Regions from separate parts of the Homo sapiens genome. Here region 1 is linked to region 2. Evidence: chromatin contacts called from ENCODE Hi-C or POLR2A ChIA-PET data. All regions are on one chromosome and are shown on one strand. Each heading gives the region's core, a stretch centred on a gene start or an enhancer-like site at or near the end of the contact. The rest is flanking DNA. Distances are from core to core; before and after follow the strand shown.

Region 1 (6,779 bases), core at 3,533-6,032, 120 kb after region 2:
ACTGAGCCAGTTTCAAGGTACCACTGAAACAGCGTTAGTCACTGAACAACAATGAGGAAGAGATGTACACACTTGGCTCTGTGAACTGTTATGAGATGGTTCAAGCACAGCACTGCCACCCTGTCCTACACGCAACCTGTCATTCTTGTAGTTCCCAGAATCCATCAGCCTCCCTCACAACCCTGCCTTAACACGTGTAGCTTGGTCCACTTCAGATTCCCTTTAACACTCATTTTGTCAAGTGAACACTTTTTCCCTATTCTTTAAAACTTCCATGCTGGCATTTTCCTTCCCCAGGACATTTTTCCCTAGCCTTCAACTCATCCCCTGCCCCCCATATTCTGGATTTGTTGCGTTTCCTGAGCACACCAGTAGCACTCTGCTTATTTCTACCATGTCTCTTATCACACTCCGTGGTAATGTGTCCAACAGTTCCATCGTTAGCCCCCTGAGGGGATGAACTATGCCATTTATCTCCACAGTCCCAGCACCTAATACAATAGCTTGAACAATATATACATTTATCGGATGAGCAAAGAAGTATGACAGAGCCCTGTATGTAAAATATATTACTATAAATAGAATGCTGATTCATAAAAATAATTATTTAGATAAAACAGTTTTTCCGTCTCTCCCCTAAATCCCTAAAAACTAATTTATAGAATTGGGGAGTTTTCAAGAGCTAAATTAGCACTGGAGAAAAACTGGGGAGTTTTACTCACTATTACCTATGCCCCTCCCGTCCCCCCCACACACACCCTCCTTCATTCACCAGTCTGCAATGAAGATTGATCAAAGAACAAAGAAGAAGAAAAATGAAAGAAAAAGGAAAGATTAAGATAGGGAGGGTGAATAGATAGGAATTCCAGAGTTTTGTAATCGAAATTTGGAACTCAGAATTAAAGTCATTAAAAGGAGAAAGAGGGAATACTTTCTCTGCTCCCGTAAGGTTTTCTCAAGCCTTTCAACAGCACTCACCCTTTGAGCGGGTGATACCATCTGTAAGAGGGACTTTACGCAATGCTTTAGTGGGCGTGGCTTGAGCAGTGACACCAGTAGAGATACCCCCTTGAAACTTTCATTTGAAGTCCACAGATTTTCACTATTGGTCACCAATCCATGATTTCAAGTTGAAAATGATATATGGGTTAAGGAAAAGAGGCCGGGCGCGGTGGCTCACGCCTGTAATCCCAGCACTTTGGGAGGCCGAGGTGGGCGGATCACGAGGTCAGGAGATCGAGACCATCCCGGCTAAAACGGTGAAACCCCGTCTCTACTAAAAATACAAAAAATTAGCCGGGGGTAATGGCGGGCGCCTGTAGTCCCAGCTACTTGGGAGGCTGAGGCAGGAGAATGGCGTGAACCCGGGAGGCGGAGCTTGCAGTGAGCCGAGATCCCGCCACTGCACTCCAGCCTGGGCGACAGAGCGAGACTCCGTCTCAAAAAAAAAAAAAAAAGGAAAAGAAGTTAAGGGCAAAGGTCTTTATCAACACCATCCTTCCTGTGGCCACAGGATCGTAATCCCAGTGGCAACATTCAAAGGCACCAAGTACGTGCTTGGTACAGAGAGAAGCTTTCCTGAGCTTGGCCTTGGTGTAGATGCAGTGAGAACTGAGTAAGGGCCTCTGGCAGGGACCTTGGCTGCTGAGAAGGGGAGCCCACAGATGGAGGTTTCTGATCAACAGGTCCTATCAGAAACAAGGGGAGCAGATAAGTAAAGAGTCTCACTCCACGGTGGCAAGATGGAAAGGAGGGATAAGAGGTCATGACAGTTGGATTAATGGCAGGCTAGAATATAGTCATGGGCTTGAACGATATATTGGGACACAATTGAAGGACTCTTGTTTCATCCATCGTTCATCTCTCCTGGCCCTCTGTGAAGACATTTATCACCTGTTTCTATTGAATGTGACACTGTTAGGCACATAAACAGACCATGGCTCTTACCACCTCCAAGAAGAACTACTTCTGTTTTATTTGTTAGTGCAGGGTAATTGGTGTTGTGTCTTCTGAAAATCTCTTATACTTCTATGAGTAAGTGCATTGAAATTGTTTCTGTTAACTAAGTAGAGGAAAGCAGAAAACCTCTTTGCACTAAGCATTAAAACCTTCCTAACTTGGAACAATTTTCTTTATGAATCACTCTGTCACTCCTGGCTATGATTGAAGTGCAGTATGAAGGCTGCTAACCAAAAACACATGGACACAGTCTGTTTCAGATCTGATTCACCTTAGGAAATGATGATAAAGAAGCAAAAGTTTTAACACTTAGAATTCCAAGGTCCATATCATTGTAGAATTGATTCTTTTGAATTGTGGTGGTACCTCAAGAGAAAGGATTTATTTATTTCATTTATATTTAAATGCGTTTGTATACATATGTATATAAACCCATATACACATATACATAAAATATATTCTGCTCCAAGTATTTATCTCTCTTTTCTCTTTACTAATCCAGCTTCCATTAAGAACTGGCTCAACTTCGACCTCTGCCATGAGCCTTCTCCAGCTGTTTAAGCCCACACAGATCTTATTTTTTTCCTAGTCTTAGAGGATTTACTGCCAGTACAGTGTTTTCAGAATGTAACTATCAACTGAGTTCTTATACTTTGCATCAGTTAGCTATTGTACGTGTCAATCTTTTGTCTCCCTATGTAGAGGCTAGACCCAAGGTAGAAGCATTTGCCAGGATTGACAAACGATAGCCTGTTTTTATATTCTCAACAAGTGAAAACTTATTTTGTTTATATTTTTTTCCCTTTTTATACAGTTAAACACTCACATGCACGCACACACACACACACACACACACACACACACAGGCCACAGGGACCCTATGGCCCTCAAAGACTAGCATATATTCTATCTAGCCCTTTCCCAAAAAACATGTGCCAACCCCTGCATTAGAGAATAGTGTAAAATAATAGTGGACAGATAACAGGTCCACAAATTTTGGAGAGCCATGGATGACCTTACTTATGAACTTAAGTAATTCTCTTCAATAGGTGTGAGTGTTTCCATTTTACAGATGATGAAATTGAGGCTCATTGATCTAAACAATTGGATTTTGTCTTCATAGGCATTATGAGGGCTTACTAGACCAACAATAGTGATAATAATAACTGTTTAGTTGCACAAGGCAGGGATTTATGTCTTTTTTATTTGCTGCCATATCCTTCAGCACCTAGAACAGTCTGTCACATGGTATGGTATTATATTCATTTTCCAGAGCTCCCATAACAAATTACCACAAACTGGGTGGCTGAAAACAACAGAAATTTATCCTCACATGGTTCTGGAGGCCAGATGTCTGAAATCAAGGCATCAGCCAGGGCCATGCTCCCTCTGGAGGCTCTAGGGAGGACTCCTTCCTTGCCTCTTGCAATTCTGGTGTCCCAGGCATCTTAGGTTGTGGCAGCTTTACTCCCCTCTCTGCCTCCATCTTTATGTGGCAGTCCACCATGTCTCTCTGTGTCCCCTCTTCTTATAAGGACAACAGTCATTGAATTCAGGGCACTCACTAAATCCAGGATGATTTCATCTCAAGATCCTTAACTAATCACATATCAAAGAGCCTATTTCCAAATAAGGTCACGATCTGACTTTCCAGGTGGACATGAATTTTGGGAAGACATTATTCGGCCTACTGTAGGTCTTCTAAATGAAGTGACCATTTAATATGTTTCTGGCACTGGATTCATTTCATTTAAGCCTCAAAACAAATCTGTTATGTAGATATGTGTTTTCCCACTTTACAAGTGAAGAACTGAGGTTTAGAGATCTAGGAATCCTAAAGCTGCACAGCCAGGAAGGGCAGGGCCACCCCTGACCCAAGTTCTCTGCTAGGTTAGCATGGTTGTCACAGGACAAGCTGAGAAGGTATTTAGGGAGCATTACACTAAAAAGTTGTAGAAGTCGGCTTAAGGAAGAAGATTCTAAAATCAAAGGAATCAGATTGTAGGAGGCCATGTAGGCAATTTCCTTTAATTCAATAGAAGAGAGTATAAGAATCAGCCAGGCATGGTGGCTCATGCCTGTAATCCTAACACTTTGGGAGGTCGAGGTGGAAGGATTGCTAGAGCCTGTGAATTCAAGACCAGCCTGGGCAACATGGCAAAATCCCATCTCTACAAAGAAATACAAAAATTAGCCAGGTATTGTGGCACATGCCTGTAGTCCCAGCTACTCTGGATGCTGAGGAGGGAGGATCTCTTGAGCCCAGAAGGGAAGAGGTTGCAGTGAGCCAAGATTGTGCCACTGCACTGCCGCCTGGGTGACAGAGCCAGAGCCTTTCAAGCAAGCAAGCAAGAGGGAAGGAGGGAGAGAGGGAGAGAGAGAGAGAGAGAGAGAGAGAGAGAGAGAGAGAGAGAGAGAGAGAGAGAAAAGAAACGGAGAGAGAGGGAGGGAGGGAAGGAAGGAGGGAAAAAGAGAGAAAGAAAGAGAAATATGAAAGAAAGAAAGAGTAAGGAAGGAAAGAAAGAAGGAAAGAAAGAAAAAGAAAAGAAAGAAAGAGAAAGAAAGAAAGAAAGAAAGAAAGAAAGAAAGAAAGAAAGAAAGAAAGAAAGAAAGAAAGAAAGAAAGAAGATATGAACAATAAAGGAAAGACTCAAAGATGGTTCAGATCTCAAACTTACGGAGAGGGTAGCTATTGATGCATTGAGAAATAGGAAGCTGGAAGAGGAAATCAGTTTGGAGAGAAAAGTGATGGCTTTGAACATCATCAATGGCGTATTCAAACATAGCTTGAAGGCATTTGCAGAGACAGGGCTGGTCCTCGGAAGAGATGGCAACGGGGTGTGTAGAGTTAGGTCATCACCACGAGGCTGTGAGGGCAGAGCCACAGTAGCTTCCATCACCTTGTGAATCACCAGTGCTCAGCCCGTGGCTGGCTGGCCGGATGCCTGCTTATGCTGTGCTCCCGGCTGTCTGGCTGCACACACAACCGCAGAGCATGCCCTCTCTGGCTAGGGCAGAAAGAAATTGAAGCCTCTTAAATTTTGCCCCCCCCAGCTTTGCTCCCTTGCTAGGACTTCCAGGCCATGACTATTGAAGCCATAGGGCAGGATTACTTCCTCAAGAGGCGTTAGTGGAAACAGATGTGTTGAGGAAGCCTCTTTCTTTTCAACTGTGCCCTGAGCACATCAGATGGAGTCCTCTTCATAGCACAAAACAACTTGGTCAGATTCTTAGGGTTTGACCACAGCACCCTAACAGCCTGGCCGTGCATTAAGGACCCCAAAGAGAAGGATCTGCTTTGCCAGAGAGCTGACTCTTCTGTATTTTACAGACAATTCTGAATTCAATGTCAACATCTTAGACATCTCAGTACAGACAGTAAAGAGTTAAAATATGTCTATAAGAAACAGCGCCAGACCCTGAAATTGAAAGCTCTGTGCCTCCCTGCGTGCAGTCAGTTCCACACTGTCCTCTCTCCCAGTTCTATTTAATAAAAAAAACACATGAGTGAAATTTAGGGAAATAAGAATTCCTGAAATTAAAGCAATTAAGTTTTCAGTCAACTGTATGAAAAGCTCTAGACAAAGAGGTACTTTCTATTTCAAAATATGTATTTCCCAGAAAACCATTACCATATCTAGCTAGAATTTCTACAAAGAATGATTATGAATAAAGTATATATTCAAATGCTTCTGGTAATTTAGTCATGGTCAAAGAGGAGAGAAAGGTGATACAAGTGAACTGGCAAAGATTTTACAAGATAGTACATTTTTAAAAATTTTATTTGCAAGACTGATTTAAATTATCTATAGATGAGCTAAATCTGTCCTATAGATCAATTAAATGAATCACTATTTTAAATATATCACATTCTTAATTACACTGAATTAAATATAATTACATATTCACTGCATACATCATAATGTTAATTAGGGGAAACATTTTGAATCAAATATATTGAGATATATAGCACTTCAATTTTCTTTTTATAAAAAAAGCTATATGACTAAGTCAGGTAAAAAGAATCTGGCAAGTACTCATAGAAAGCTAAAGGAAGACTAGATTAATTGATGTATCACATCAAGGCTTACAAATTGTAGAGGAATTCCTATTCTTTAACTCTATGACAGTATATAAGACTTTGGGCTAAGGAAGCAAGTTTGCAACAAGTTTTTAAAAAATAATAAAACAGGAGGCAGGGCACGGTGGCTCACACCTGTAATCCCAGCACTTTGGGAAGCCGAGACAGGTGGATCACAAGGTCAGGGGTTCAAGACCAACCTGGCCAAAATGGTGAAACCCAGTCTCTAATAAAAATACAAAAAAGTTAGCCAGATATGGTGGCGGGCACCTGTAGTCTCAGCTATTCAGGAGGCTGAAGCAGGGAATTGCTTGAACCCAGGAGGCGGAGGTTGTAGTGAGCCGAGATCACGCCACTGCACTCCAGCCTCGGCGACAGAGCTAGACTCCATCTCAAAATAAATAAATAAATAAAAATTTTAAAAAATAAATAAAATAAATAATAAAACACATTGTTTACCATTGTTTCTCAGAGACATACGATTATTTTAGAAGTGGATAAGCCTTTTTTTTTTATACTTTAAGTTTTAGGATACATGTGCACATTGTGCAGGTTAGTTACATATGTATACATGTGCCATGCTGGTGTGCTGCACCCACTAACTCATCATCTAGCATTAGGTATATCTCCCAATGCTATCCCTCCCCCCTCCCCCCACCCCACCACAGTCCCCAGAGTGTGATATTCCCCTTCCTGTGTTCATGTGATCTCATTGTTCAATTCCCACCTATGAGTGAGA
Region 2 (7,053 bases), core at 3,056-5,555:
TCATTTCATTATGAGCAGGCTCTCCCCAACCTTCCCCTGACCCAGTGGCCTCACCACATCCTGCTGCCTAGCACTTGCTTATTTCTGGCCTGACAAAACGCCTAGTGGATGCTCTCAGTGCATCGACTCTTGGAAACAATGATTCTTCCTCTCTACTACCCAGTAGAGTGAGAGAGGTTCTTTATCTTGCCTAAGTGTTTTGAGGCACACAAGAAAAACCACAAAGGCAGAGCTTCCCTGGACACTTCCTCTCCTTTAGGGGAAAACAAAATCAATTCTCTCTCTCTCCCTCCCTCCCTCCCTCCCGAAGCCTCCCCACTGCCCTCCAAGTTTTTCACGTTGACAAATCAGACTGGAAGCCTGTATGACAGCCACTTTTCAGTATTTAACAATAACCCTCCCTACATCATCTACAAGTTATGTCTTCAACACACAAGGACAGTTTCTAGGACAAGCATTATCCAGGACTTTGCTACTCATATTAAAGGGCAGCATCCTATCCGCAAATCACACCCTCCAGTCTGCCCCCCTCTGACAATTCAAGAAAACTTACAGAATATTGGTTTATTGCATTTATCATTTCAGGGTTTGAGGATGTTTTAAGTTAATGATTTCCCTTTTTTTTTATTGTGCCAAAATCTTGTTCAAACACAATGAAATAAAACATGTAGATACAGGTTTCATTTCCATTGGTTGTCTGAGGCTAAAAATAAGAAGCCAGTGCTTAATGCTGACTTTTAATCTTATTGTGTGAGACCTTATCAATGTTTCCAAAATGCAGATTTAAAAAATAGCTGTGGTTAGGGTTTGAGAGGATATTCTGTGAATTCTAGTGCATGCACTGCCATCTACTGGACATTTATGATATAAAACTAAGCTGCATAGAAATAAGTGTATTTAATCACTGAAGACTCTGTAGAAGACAATACTAATGACATTACTCTTTAGAAAAAAGATAAGTATCTGGATAGATTAATGGAATAAATAAGTATAATATGCAGGCACAACAATATTCCTGTCTGGAATTTCTTGTTACTAAAGAATTTGTATTTTCATCTGCAGAGTAATGTTTGTCACTCTAATGAATGCAGAATCACAGCATTCATGCTGATAAAATCATTTTCAAATTGTGGTTCCTTAATACGACCAGGGAGAAGAGGCAACTCATATTGTCCTTCAGGTGGTGGAATTAAAGTAGGTATATGAGACTTCCCTTAGGATATTCTGTCTAATCATATATTCTGAAAAAAATTATGAGCATACTATCATGTACAGTTACAGAACTTCAGCAGTTTTTAAGAAATTTAACTCAATCACATCCACAATGCTGAACTTCTCATAAATAAAATTTAATATTCATTTCAGAAGGCAGTGCAGGGTTTTATAGTGTGTTGTGGCCATTATTTAACATATTAATTATTTTTGTATAATACTATTAAACACTTACTTAGGTGACATTTCTACCTGTTTTTCTTCTGGATACATAAGGGTTATCCCTTAATTGGATGGTAGAAAACCATATGGATTTTACATTTTAAAATGTACAAAGTAACTAGTTCTGAATATTTGACGTACATATGGGAGTGATATTCTTTTTTTGCACAGTAATTTGATAATAAGGCAGAAGTTTGGGGGCAGAGTGGGCTTAGGTGTAAAAAAGATAAAATTAATTATAGATATTACACCCAACCTTTATAAATCACATGTCATTTTACTTATTTTAGGCCAGACCTCCCTTCCATGCATATGCATCGTACTAAGAAAGATGCTTTCAACAACAATGTAATAAATTGCTCCCAGTCGCCTTAAGCCTTAAGTCTTAGAGGGGTGTGTGTGTGTGTGTGTGTTAGAGAAGTTGTTTATCAGAAGGAATTAGTCTCTTCAATGAAGGCAACAGAAGAAATCACGACAGAGTATATGCTAATGAAAGAGTTAAATGAGTGGAGTTTATTTTAGCTGCAAGAGCACACAAGAAAACATAGCGAATGATAAATAATTTGGAATTAGTCAACTGGGATGAGGTTTCTATTAAAATCCTTGAATGAGACCATTATCCTTTTAACAAAGAAAAAAAAAAGAAAGTCTGTATTTTAAGAAAGCTAAATTTTTTATTGATACATAATGACCATACATATTTCTGGGGTACATGTGAAACTTTGATAAATGCATACAATGTGTAATGATAAAATCAGGGCAATTGGGATATCTATCACTCAAACACTTATTATTTCTCTGTGTTGGGAATATTCCAAATCTTCTAGCTATTTTGAAATATACAATAAATTATTGTTAACTATAGTCACCCTACTCTGCTATTAAACACTAGAACTTATTCTTCCTATCTAACTATGTTTTGGTACCCATTAACAAGAAAGCTAACTTGTTAAGTTAAATAAAATTTAAGGAAATTGTCTAAGTATTTTATCTTTTTTAGACACCATAACAAATAGGAAATAACATATTTTTATATCTCATGACACTCCTAGCTTTTGTTTAAACCTGAACTCTCAAATACAGAGAATTAGCTTAGAAAAATAACTGCAGGGGTTAGGCTTTGAAATTTATCTTACTAAGCATGACAGCATGTTCTCAATGTTTTGCATGTTTCAATCTTTGTTTGTGAACTAGAAAAAGCATCTTTATTTAAATTCAATTAAACCAGACCTACATAGCTGAAACCCTGAGAGAAAACACAATTATGGAATCAATCCCAAAGCACTTGTATGGTGAATTCAGGCAAAAATGGAAATGGTCAATGTGAAATAACAAGATTAATATACAGCCAATCAGTAAAGAAAGTAAATTAAGTATATTGGTGAATACCACCCCCAAATTCATCAAGAAATTTTCATGTTTCCATACACTATAAATCTATATTATCTAAGACTGCAGCCTCTAGACACATGTGGCTACTTACATTTAAATGAATCTTTCATTAGACAAAATTAAAATTTAGTTCTTCAGTCTCACTAGCTACATTTCAAGTGCTCAGTAGCCACATGTGGCTAGTGGTTAAGGAGTGGACGGCACAGAGCTAGAATATTTTTATGATAACCAAAGCTCCATTAGATGGCGTTACTAAAAATCATCAAAATCTTGTCTCAATTCTTTGTTATAACATGTTTTGAAGGAATTTCACATAGTGAAAGAATAGCCATACACCTCCAAGTAACAACTGTTTCATTTTCTGGTTTATTGGGTGAACATATTCCAAGCTTCAAAATAGAGCTGGCATACATAACTATTGCTTTAAAAAGATAACACACAGGGTTCCAGAATTGGAAAAGACCTAGAGATAAATCATATATTCCATATGTTCCGTCATTCTCATCTTACCACTGAGGGCACACAGACTAAAAGAGGAAAGTAACTTGCCCAAGGTCATAGGAACAGTTGGCCCACAACGATAGGACCCAGCTTCCTGACTTCAGGTCGCATTGCGCATTCTGAACACCAGTAAGTAAGCTACATCTATCCTGAGACTATATGGTAACCTGACTACATCTCTCAAGTTATATGAAGAAACGAAAAGGAATAAAAAACGGAGACTCAATGTACTGTATACTTTATGTGAAATATTTAGCAGTACTCAAAATTAACACTAGGTGTCAGATCATCAGATTTGAAAAGCTAAACCTGATGAACTCGGAGATTTTCTGCTTGATTAAAAATAATCAAATCCATTGCAAATAAATCCATTATTTGATTAGAAATAATTAAATCCATTGCAAAATGGCATGGCATGATAATTTTGATTGACTTGGTCGTCCTCAGGAACTGAAGCTATATAATCAGTTAAGTCCCTGCTTCTGATCTCTTCTGATTTTCTTCTAAGAAGAGAATAATATTTATTTTTCATAAGTCTAAATTAATTTCTGTTAATTATTTGGGGACACTTTTAATTGTTCTCTGCATTTGAGAAGAAGCCAAAATGTTCAATTCTCCTTAACCTCTTAAGTCTCTTAAAGAGACTTAAAGTGGCATTATACTTCATCTTCTGATGTGTGCTTAACATCGCTACTGTGACACAGCTCCAGTACAAATATTAAAAAGTCTTTGCCTTAGATAATTTAAGGAAAGGATGCAAATGAAAGGCAAGAAATAAAGATTTAACCCCTGTATTGTCAAGCAACGTAGCAGGTTGAAGAGGAGGGAGATAAGGGGATGGGTTTAGTCGGAGGAAAGAGCGAATCTGGGGCACTGCTGATCAGGAGACGGGACTGGCTTGAGGGACACACGGCAGAACAGGCTCATAGCCCAAAGCCAGGTCTGGAGCTAAGGGCAGAGTGAAGAGGGAAGCTTGGCAAGAGAAGGGAACAGGAAGGAGTGTGGGCAGAGATAAGGACCGCAATCTAGCCAGCCGTGACTCTGCCCCTCCCTCTGAAGAAGAGAACTTTATAGAAGGGAAATCAGGCGACAAAGTCAAGGAAAGAGGTGATAGATTTAGAAGACCTTGAAGGGAAAATGAATCCATTGTCATTCTGGGGAAAATGGGAAGGGTAAGATTAAAAGAAATCAGAATTCAGAGCACAAGAAGAATTCCCATGAAAATATTACACCAAAATATGTGCCCATGAAATCACGTTCATTTTTAACAGAAAGGGAATTCCACAAGCAGTGACAATTGTCGATTTTGCTTGATAAGTTTTGCAGCAGTCATGGCATTCATGCTCCTATTCTCCAGCTTAGGAACACTGGGGGCCCCTGGAAACATCAGGGTTACCTCAAGATTTTCACACAAGCTGCCTGGACTTACGTTCCGGCTGCCTGACAGCCTCTGTGATCCTCCTATAGCCATTTTCAGGCACTTCACGGAACAGGCCTTGCAGTTCAAAAAAGCAAGTAGACAAAGTGTCCTCTCAGGCAGCCACTTTTTAATCCCCCAACACCCTTTTTTTAGGAACCTATCCAAAAATCTGTGGATCATATAAAGTTTCCTTTTCTTACCTCCTACCCCCGAATACTTTACAACATTCCACCAAATCTTACTCCCTCGGAGCATCAGGTTCCTAGTCTAACCAAGAAAGAAAGGTAATATGCTAATGGAAAGGTCTGGGGTGCCCTTATAACGCATAAACTTCTGGCTTCACCCAGGGCTGGCCTTGCATCTCAACAAGAGAAAACTCACAATTGCTTCAAGAGCATTGACAAAGTGAGGAAACTCACTGTTTCCTATGACCATTTTTTCTTGTATTTAGAGGAATCAGATTTCCAATGTTCTCAAACTGATCCCTCTGGCATTCTATTGAAAAACAATCTCATAAAACTGAGGGAAACCCTGCTGTTTTATGTCTGTATTCCCAAATCTAGGAAAAGGGAAATACCAGTTAAAAGAATACAGTCCCGGCGTGAGCTGAAAGGATTATTTTTCCGGAGGTTTTAAATCCCATGGTGTTACAGGGTGCTGCAGAGGTGCCTCAGAGCCTTTCAAGGGGCAAGGACATGCAGTGGCAAGGGAGGAAGCTAAGTGAGTATGGCTTAGGGCACGTTCTGCTAGCTTCATTCTTCTTCTATCTGTTTTATATACTGCAGTTCATATTAAAGTATATCTACATTTTAAAATGATTCCACTGGTAAATGTTTAACAACCAGCTCTCCAGAGAGTACAAAAAGCCCTGATCTGTAGTGTTTATCACTAGTTCATGGTGTGAATACTCCCTCCCACTGTGGCCAATTTCTTTTTTTAAATTATTTATTTATTTTTTTGAGACAGAGTCTCATTCTGTTGCCTAGGCTGGAGTGCAGTGGTGTGATCTCTGCTCACTTTAACACTCGCCTCCCGAGTTCAAGTGATTCTCTGCCTCAGCCTCCTGAGTAGCTGGGATTACAGGAGCCCACCACCATGCCTGGCTAATTTCTGTATTTTTAGTAGAGACAGGGCTTCACCATGTTGGCCAGGCTGGTCTTGAACTCTTGACCTGAGGTGATCTGCTCCCTTCAGCCTACCAAAGTGCTGGGATTACAGGCGTGAGCCACCATGCCCAGCCCACTACGGCCAATTTGAAGCTGCCGATGTGAAGTCTCTGAAGGCAAAGTTGGGAAAAGATGTGCAAAGTCAACTCTCAGCTCTCACCTGCATTTGTGAGGAGTTCCAGCACACTCCTGTACCACTCCTTAGTGGATGGAAAGAACTGGAACTCAGAACGACCACAGTAAAATGCAATTCCATTACCTATTCCAAACTACTAAATTACCCAGATCTACATTTAAATCTCATATGCAAAAATGGGTTTGGGCCTTCCTCATCATGATGATTGTGTCTTACCAGTAACAAACAAATATTAAATTAGACATGTAAATGTTAGAAGCATATATTCAGGATTTCCAGCTTCAATGGAAGCTTAGAACTCATTAGTCTCACCACACTTCCTAGGCCTAAATGCCTACTCTAATTGGCTTTTCAGCTCAATTGGTTTTACTGCAGTTCATATAAAAGTATATCTATATTTTAAAATGGTTCCACTGGTAAATGTTTAAGAACCAGCTCTCCAGAGAGTACAAAAAGCCCTGATAAGTAGTGTTTGCCACTGGTTCCCGGTGTAAATACTCCCACTATGGCCAATTTCAAGACAAAATTTGACAATGTCAGAAAATTGACCACATCTCAGACCATTCATGATCTCGTTAGGAAACACTCTTTCTTAAAGTAAACCAAGTATCTATTGCCCTGAAGCCCTATGCATTGTTCATTATCACCCATGTGAGGCCAAGCAAAACAACTCAAATTAAACCTCCATATTAACAGCCTCTCAACTGGGACACTAACATGTGCGTGCGTCTTCCCTTTCCAGCCCAAGCTACGTTAGTTTATTTGACTGTTTTCATGACATGATACCAAGCCCTGTCAACATCTTAGTCACTCTCTTCCGAGCTGGCTGCAACTTGCCTGTCCCTGTGCTTCTCTGAGTTTGTGATGAGTATCACAGGTATCACAGGTATCATGTGACCAATTCAGGGTAAATCGGAACCATTCCCTTCTGCTATTTACTTTCTACATAGCTACAACGTTATCATCCTTTTGACACAAAAGACTTCCTCGCACACGCCATTGCT

The links. A loop is a pair of places that touch in the nucleus more often than their neighbours do. ChIA-PET counts read pairs that join two places held with the same protein, here RNA polymerase II (POLR2A).
Region 1: a loop to region 2 is called in a map of mammary epithelial cell, with 3 times the contacts of the local background. The contact joins two enhancer-like sites. A Hi-C loop is called at or near these places in 3 of 168 maps with a recorded cell type or tissue (K562, gastrocnemius medialis and mammary epithelial cell). POLR2A ChIA-PET finds 5 or more read pairs at or near these places in 1 of 52 experiments (PC-9).

The regions. Positions count from the first base shown.
Region 1 is chr7:116,711,954-116,718,732 of GRCh38, forward strand. All of the region lies in intron 2 of MET (MET proto-oncogene, receptor tyrosine kinase), which reads left to right. Among named protein-coding and RNA genes, the nearest start is that of COMETT, 27 kb to the left of the region's middle. Within about 2 kb of position 4,783, at least 7 of the 41 ENCODE cell types and tissues checked have a DNase peak (open chromatin) inside an H3K27ac peak, as active enhancers do.
Region 2 is chr7:116,588,351-116,595,403 of GRCh38, forward strand. The region is part of intron 2 of COMETT (cytosolic oncogenic antisense to MET transcript); the gene reads right to left. Among named protein-coding and RNA genes, the nearest start is that of CAV1, 67 kb to the left of the region's middle. RefSeq lists an enhancer at 1-86. Within about 2 kb of position 4,306, at least 8 of the 41 ENCODE cell types and tissues checked have a DNase peak (open chromatin) inside an H3K27ac peak, as active enhancers do.